Linked DNA regions of Homo sapiens: region 2 is linked to region 1. Evidence: read pairs that join two places in POLR2A ChIA-PET (ENCODE). Cell type or tissue: OCI-LY7. All regions are shown on one strand.

Evidence for each region. ChIA-PET counts read pairs that join two places held together with the same protein. Peaks named below come from ENCODE experiments on the same cell type or tissue, not always from the same donor. Only the 100,000 strongest peaks of a DNase experiment are listed, where the experiment ranks them.
Region 2: POLR2A ChIA-PET joins it to region 1 with 5 read pairs; 12 of 35 experiments call an interaction of 5 or more read pairs at or near these places.

What each region holds. Positions count from the first base shown.
Region 1 is chr22:41,677,299-41,681,298 of GRCh38, reverse strand. SNU13 (small nuclear ribonucleoprotein 13) reads left to right here. Exons shown (of 3, transcript NM_001003796.2): 2 at 935-1,055. It also overlaps the pseudogene RNU6-476P. Among named protein-coding and RNA genes, the nearest start is that of SNU13, 9.6 kb to the left of the region's middle. In OCI-LY7, no CTCF peak of the experiment used is centred here; no DNase peak of the experiment used is centred here; H3K4me3 peaks cover 148 bases.
Region 2 is chr22:41,771,091-41,775,090 of GRCh38, reverse strand. The region is part of intron 20 of MEI1 (meiotic double-stranded break formation protein 1); the gene reads right to left. Among named protein-coding and RNA genes, the nearest start is that of CCDC134, 28 kb to the left of the region's middle. In OCI-LY7, no CTCF peak of the experiment used is centred here; no DNase peak of the experiment used is centred here.

The DNA of each region.
Region 1 (4,000 bases):
TTTTGAACAAAGTCCTGCCACTGGATGGCTTTGATAGGATATATCCTAAGAACAAAAATAAATTTTGACTTTGGTGAGTTTGTTGGTAGAGGTGGTATATTGGTGTAGCAATTTTGGAACCATTTTGTGTGTATTGTAGAGGAGGTGAGGAAATACTTTAATGTGTTGGAAACCATGGGTTTGAACAGAAGATACGCATATGGAGTGGGGAATGGAAAGAAAACTTTGTGCTACATTTACTGTAAATTATATCTTATTGATTCAGTAAATTCAGGTGGAATACGGAAGTTCAAATTTAAAGATTACCCATGGACTCCTGACCTCAGGTGATCCACCCGCCTCGGCCGCCCAAAGTGCTGTGATTACAGGCGTGAGCCAGGAGTTTGAGACCAGCCTGGCCAACACGGTGAAACCCTGTCTCCACAAAAAATACAAAATTAGCCTGGCATGGTGGTGCACGCTTATAGTCCCAGCTACTTGGGAGGCTGAGGCACAAGAATCATTTGAACTCGGGAGGCAGAGATTGCAGTAAGCTGAAATCGCACCACTGCACTCCAGCGTGGGCAACAGAGCAAGACTCCATCTAAAAAATAAAAACAGAAATGGATTAGCCATGGACTCAAATGGATGCGGAGCCATGGGAACCCGTTTGTAATCCATTTGCTGTAATATTATCAAACATTCGGCTGAAGAAAGACAAAAGTACATGAGCTTTAGTATACTTTACTGAACTGTGTAATTCCTAATAGTGTATTTCCTTTTTTTCGAAGGTAGGAGTGGAAAGTCCATTGTTAACTACCTGGTGTTTTGTGTGTTTGAGGGTTAGGGAGCAGGGCAGCTGCCCCCTGTGTCTCAATTGTTGATTAGTATTTTGTGACTCAGGTAGGAAAACTTCTGGCTCAATTTGTCTGATATTTTTATGTCCCCCCCATAGACTGAGGCTGATGTGAATCCAAAGGCCTATCCCCTTGCCGATGCCCACCTCACCAAGAAGCTACTGGACCTCGTTCAGCAGTCATGTAACTATAAGCAGCTTCGGAAAGGAGCCAATGAGGGTAAGGCAGCCACAGGATGCTCTGGGGGAATGTTAAAGGCACCTGTTTCCATCTGGGGCCTCTGATCTGATTTCCAGTTTGGGAGGAGGGCTAGCTGCTCTCGACTACAACCAGTGGGAGGACTTTGGCATTAGATGCTAAAGCTGATGGGCTAAGAATTTTTTTTAGACCCACCAATTGTTAACATTTTGCCACATTTACCTTCTTTTTCACTCTATAAGTGAATTTTATTTTTGCTGAGCCATTTGAAAGCAGTTGTGGAGACTGTATAGTGGCTGTATGACCTCACCAGAGCCATCAGAAGGAAAGGGATATTAATGCTTTTTAGCATCCCTTATACGGTGGATACTTAACATTCATGAATTTCATTTGGTTCCCAGAAACATTCCCTACCCCTCTCCCTTTTTTTTTTGGATGCAATTATTCAAAAACATGGAACGTTTCACGAATTTGCATGTCATCCTTGTGCAGGGGTCATGCTAATCTTCTCTGTATTGTTCCAATTTTAGTATATGTACTGCTGAAGCGAGCACTACCTCCCTTTGTAAAAAAGGAAAAAAAAAAAGCTGTTTTTCAGTAGAATAATTATGTATGCATGATGCTTCTGCCCAGAGGTGATATAGGATACTCTCACTTTATTCATTATTATTTTTTTAATTTTATTTTATTTATTTATTTATTTTTTTATTTGGAGAGTTTTGCTCTTGTTGCCCAAGCTGGAGTGCCATGGCAGGATCTCAGCTTACTGCAACCTCCGCTTCCCGGGTTCAAATGATTCTCCTGCCTCAACCTCCCAAGTAGCTGGGATTACAGGCATGCACCACCACGTCCAGCTAATTTTGTATTTTTAGTAAAGATGGGGTTTCACTATGTTGGTCAGTCTGGTCTCGAACTCCTGATCTCAGGTGATCTACCTGCCTTGGCCTCCCAAAGTGCTGCTGGGATTACAGGCGTGAGACACTGTGCCCAGCCTTATTTTTATTTTTATTTTTTTTCAAGTAGAGACGAGGTTTCACCATGTTGGCCAGGCTGGTCTCGAACTCCTGACCTGAAGTGATCCGCCTGCCTTGGCCTCCCAAAATTCTGGGATTACAGGCGTGAGCCACTGTGCCCGGCTGCCCAGCCTTATTTTTATTTTATTTTATTTTTTTGGAGACAGAATCTCGCTCTGTCGCCCAGGCTGGTCTTAAACTCCTGAGCTCAGGCAATCTGCCTGCCTTGGCCTCCCAAAGTGTTAGGATAACAGCAGGCGTGAGCTACCATGCCCAGCCAGAATACTCTCATTTTAATAGATGCTGGGTAGTTTGATGTGGTAGAGCTCTTTTGTCGTTGAAGATTTTTAATGGAAACATCAGAGATTTTGTCAACTGTGTTTGAGATTTAGGAGAACTATTACAATCGCTTTTACCTGTGTTGCTGAAGGAAGATAAAGTAGACTCTGTGGGTCTCGTCGTAGTGCTCTTTCCTCCCTGCTCGTCACACTGCAGTAACTGCAGTGCCTGGTATAGCAGTGGCCAGTGGGGCATTGTAGGGTGACCCACCAGCTCTCCTGGGAGGTCTCTCTTCTCACTTGATGCACTCAGGTCAGCTTGGCTGGGCAGGGATGTGACTTCTTACACTTCAGGTAGATGAGGACTCATGGACACAGAGCAACCTTATTTCCTCTTGCCATACTTTGCACGGTGATAAGCACACAGGTCCTTGAATGGAGATGCTCAGTCTCAGCGACTTAATTCAGAATATGCTTACTGGGAGTTCAGGGAGGGAGATGCAACAATTTTCCGTACTTCTGCCTCAGTGTCAGGTATTCTTTCTTGCCATATTTATTGATTGCCTGCTATGTGCCAGGCGCATGTATATATGCTGATGATGCACTGGTGAACAAAATGAAGTCTCTGCCTTCTTGGAGTATACATTCCAGTGGAGAAAGACATAGGTTTTATGCCTGGTGGTAAAGAATGCTGTAAGAGGCCGGGCGCGGTGGCTCACACCTGTAATCCCAGCACTTTGGGAGGCCGAGGTGGGCAGATCATGAGGTCAGGAGATCGAGACCATCCTGGCTAACACGGTGAAACCTCATCTCTACCAAAAATACAAAAAATTAGCCGGGCGTGGTGGCGGGCGCCTATAGTCCCAGCTGCTCAGGAGGCTGAGGCAGGAAAATGGTGTGAACCCGGGAGGCGGAGCTTGCAGTGAGCCGAGATCTCACCACTGCACTCTAGCCTGGGCGACAGAGTGAGACTCCGTCTCAAAAAAAAAAAAAAGAATGCTGTAAAACAGAATAAAGTAGAGAAGGGGGATAGGAATGGCAGTGGTGGGTCTTTTTAGATGGAGTATTCAGAGAAGGTCTGTCTGAGGAGTTTGAGCAGAGAACTGAATAGATGAGGGTGTTGGAAAGAAACGTTTTTGGGCATGGTGTAAAGGCATGCTTGAGGGATTCTAAGGAGGCTGGTGTGTGGCTGGAACTAAGTGTGGGGATGAGAGGTACTAGGAGATCACATGAGACCATGTAGGCCACTGTTAGCAGTGAGTACAATGGTAAATGAGTAGAAGGATTTTGAACAGCAAGATTGCTATGATCTTACTTAACACTTATAAAAGAGTCACTCCTATGACTTTTGTAGGGTGAGTAAGCTATAGTAATATCAATAGAAATGAACATGCTTTGCATTTGCCATGTGTCAGGTATTATTATTATTATTTATTTTACTTTTTTTTGAGATAGGGTCTTACTCTGCAGCCCAGGCTGGAGTGCATTGGCATTGATCATGGCTCACTGCAGCCACGACCTCCTGGGCTTAGGTGATCCTCCCACCTCAGCGTCCCAGGTAGCTGGAACTACAGGTGTACGCCACCACACCTGGCTAATTTTTTATATTTTTAGTAGAGATGGGGTTTTGCCATGTTGCCCAGGCTGGTCTCAAACTCTGAGTTCAAACAATCTA
Region 2 (4,000 bases), 94 kb before region 1:
AGCTCAAAGAAGCCAATTCCTTTGGACAGGCTAATGCGCTGGGCCAGTTAGGACTGAGGGTTATGAATCCAAGGTCACACAGACTCCCTCTCCAGGGAGGACAGCTACTGACACACAGAGAGATATGGCTACAATGCATCTGGCCAGACAAACCCAGGTGTGCTGATCACTGGGCAGAAGGAGAGGGATGGGGTCACAGGGATGTCTAAGTTTGGCTCTCAGAAACCTCCGCAGTTGCTGGAAAAACAACTATATATCAATAACAACCACTCAGGGCCTAATAATGTCAGGTACTATGTTGTGTTTATACAGTAGCTGTATATTTGTTTATACATTATTTATACCTCTACAATAACTCTTCCATATAGGTGTCACCCCAATTTTTCAAATGAGAAAACTGGGGCAGGTTAATCAGTTTGCATATCAAGAAAGTAATAAAGTTGTAAATTAAACTGCACTGTGAGTTAATGAAGGGAAGGGATGAGGTCTACTTCATCTTTGTCACCTTGTAGAGACTCAGAAAACATCTCTGAAAAGAAAAAGGTCACAGAATGGGAGGGCTAGAGAGAATCTAGATAATTTTTTCCAATACCTTTACTTTACAGAGTATGAGGCTGAAGCCCGACGGGAAGGGAGGGGCATGATTTGCCCAAGGTCATAGATCCCAGAGTCAAACCAGTTTCCTGGTCTTGTGCCTTCACCAACACATCACTGCCCCACTGCCACAGAGGTGGTCCCTCAGAAGTCTGAGTTAATGAATGTTAAAGGTATAAAAGGAAGGGGCTACTCAGCTTTGTGTGGCTATGGTGAATGCTGGAGGAAGAGGAACGTGAGGACCCCACCATATGGATCAGTGGGAAGGCTCTGGGCAAAACTATGACCCAATCTGTAGTCTCTGCTGTCCAGAACTCTCTGGGTCTTGACAGACCAGCGTAACTTGGCCAAAGAGGAAACAAACAGAGTTTCTGTGATGTCATTGTCCCTTCACATCTAAAAAACCTACATGAAAGACCACCCATTGATAAGAGTGGCAATTAACAGCTTTGTTTTCAGCTGTTAATTACCCATATAAAAAACAGAAATTGGTATCAACACAAAATTTTTAGACTCTTTTTCCTTCCTCTGGCTAGAAGCTGGGGAGAAATGGTAAGAATTATATATATGAACAGACAATAAAGTTGTTCCTTGCTGTTCTTTTGTTTTGTTTTGTGTTTTTGAGACGAAGTCTAGCTCTGTCGCCCAGGCTGGAGTGCAGTGGCTCGATCTTGGCTCACTGCAACCTCCGCCTCCTGGGTTCAAGCGATTCTTCTGTCTCAGCCTCCTGAGTGGCTGGGACTACAGGCACGTGCCACCATGCCCGGCTAATTTTTTGTATTTTTAGTAGAGACAGGGTTTCACCATGTTGACCAGGCTGGTCTCGAACTCCTGACCTTGTGACCCACCCGCCTCAGCCTCCCAAAGCGCTGGGATTACAGGCGTGAGCCACCGCGCCCGGCCTCCTTGCTGTTCTTTTTTTTTTTTTTTTTTTTTACCATTGATGTCTCTAGGATCTAAGTTAGTGAAAAACTTACTCACTTTGGGCTCTAGTCATAGCCATGACCCTTATTAACTATATGACCTTGGGCAATTCAATTAGCTTCTCTGAGATGAACTTTATCTGGTTCAGAGGCAGTCAATGATTAGTGAATGACAGCCCACTATGTGAAGCAAACCAAGAGTGTTCCTACATACTATCTCATCTACCCTCATGTTTTCTCCATTTTCTGTGGGAGAAAACTGAAGTTCAGATTAGCCTCTATCTTCCTAGTCCTCTATGCAACAACTCATCTTGAAGGCAGCTCCTTTCTGTTAAGCTCTATGCCAAGTGAAACACAAGACTCCTCTCTGCCCTGACCTCCACCACCTCCAGAAAGGAGAGGTGATAAGGATGGTGCACATTCAAGGACAAGGACTGGGTCACCAGGATAAATGGTGGGGCATCCACTCCAGCTTCCCTGGGATGTAGACTCTAAGTATTTGGTCTCCTGAGATTCAATTTCTGTTTGGTTTGCTTCTTTTAATATTTACATCCTGTGAAGTTAGTGGCCTAGCACAGCCTTCAGTTAGTGAGGGACCTCTCCATTCTAGGAAGACCCAGGCTGAGAAAGGGAATTTGGGAGAGGAGATAATGAGCTCCATTTTAGGCAGAAATGTCAAATAGATGGTTGACTTCATGGGTATGAGCTCAGGAGAGAGGTCAGGGGTGGTGCAGGGATTTGAGTCATCACCATACAGCCAGGAGGCAAACAAAGCCATGGGTGTGAATGAGATAACCCAGGAAGAATAAACAGACTGAGTAAAAAGAGAGCCTCAGACAGAACAACTGATAGATAGGGAGTCAAATCTGGGTTTTAATATTTTGATTTCCAACTCTTGTGACCATGGGCAAATCTCTCTAAGCCTATGTTTCATGTATTTAAAAAGAAAAAATGGCAGGTACAGTCGTTTATGCCTATAATCCCAACACTTTGGGAGGCCATGGTGGGAGGATCGCTGGAGCCCAGGAATTTGAGACCAGCTTGGGCAACATGATAAAACACTGTCTCTACAAAAAATATAAAAATTAGCCAGACACAGTAGCACATGCTTGTAGTTCCAGCTACTTGGTCTTGAACTCCTGACCTCAGGTGATTCACCTGGCTCGGCCTCCCAAAGTACTGGGATTATAGGCATGAGCTGCCACGCCCAGCCAATTCTAGTTACTTGGGAGGCTAAGGCAGGAGGATCACTTGAGCCCAGAAGATTGACGCTGCAGTGAGCCATGATCCTGCCACTGCACTCTAGCCTGGGCAACAGAGCAAGAAAAAAGAAAAAAAATAAAAATAAATAAGATATAGTCATGCTGTATCTTTTCTATGTTTAGATATACAAATGTCACTGTGTTACATTTGTCTACAATATTCAGTACAGTAACATGCTGTACAGGTTTGTAGCCTAGGAGTAACAGGTCATCCCATATACCTAGGTGTGTAGTAGGCTAGACCATCTAGATGTCTGTAAGTATACTCCATGATGTTGGTATGACAAAATCACCTAACACTGTGTTTCTAAAAATGTATCCCCATCATTAAGCAATGCATGACTGTATTGTCACTACTATCCCTGGACAGACTTAGATTGGTCTAGACCCATAATTCAATGGGTCATAATTTATAAGTACCTACTATGTGTGAAGAACTGACCCCGAATATTTCATCTGGTGAAGAAAACCTAGTATCTTAGTTCTGTCCCCTGCTACTCTCCTTGGTATCTAATTTGTTGTTCAATTTGCCTTCTTGAGTGGAAGGAAAAAAAGTGGAGTTAAAGCCAGCCACTAGGCAGTTTACCTTATCTAATCTAATTAGCCCATCTAATTCCTGATGGGAATTTCAGTAACGTACTTCACCAAAAAGTATTGACAGCCTGGGCAACCTGGTGAAACCCCATCTCTTAAAAAAAAAAGTAAAAAATTAGTTGGGTGTGGTGGCGTGCACCTGTAGTCCCAGCTACTCGGGAGGCTGAGGCAGGAGAATTGCGTGAACCCGGGAGGTGGAGGTTGCAGTGAGCCCAGATCATGCCACGGCACTGCACCCTGGGCAACAGTGTGAGACTGTGTCTCCAGAAAAAAAAGTACTGGGGCATCTGACAATTCTAGGTATGCCTGAGCAAGTAATGTACATATAATATTATCATGTAAGTCATGGCAAAAAAGAGGAGGAGTCCCTCTGCCATCAGAAATGTCCATCTACATGCCCCATGGGCTTCCTTTAACATTAAACCTGTGTCAGCAGAATCTGCTTGAGAGATGACAGGGAGGTGAGAGGGGATGGTGACTAAGATCTGCATTTCATAGTGTCATCCCCTGGGGGGAAGAGAGGCACACATCTCTCAGTTGGTAGACTTCCATTAGACTTAGGAAAGAGTATGGATTTACAGAAACTAGGCACCTACAAGTAGAAGAGACCACCACCCCTCCAACTCA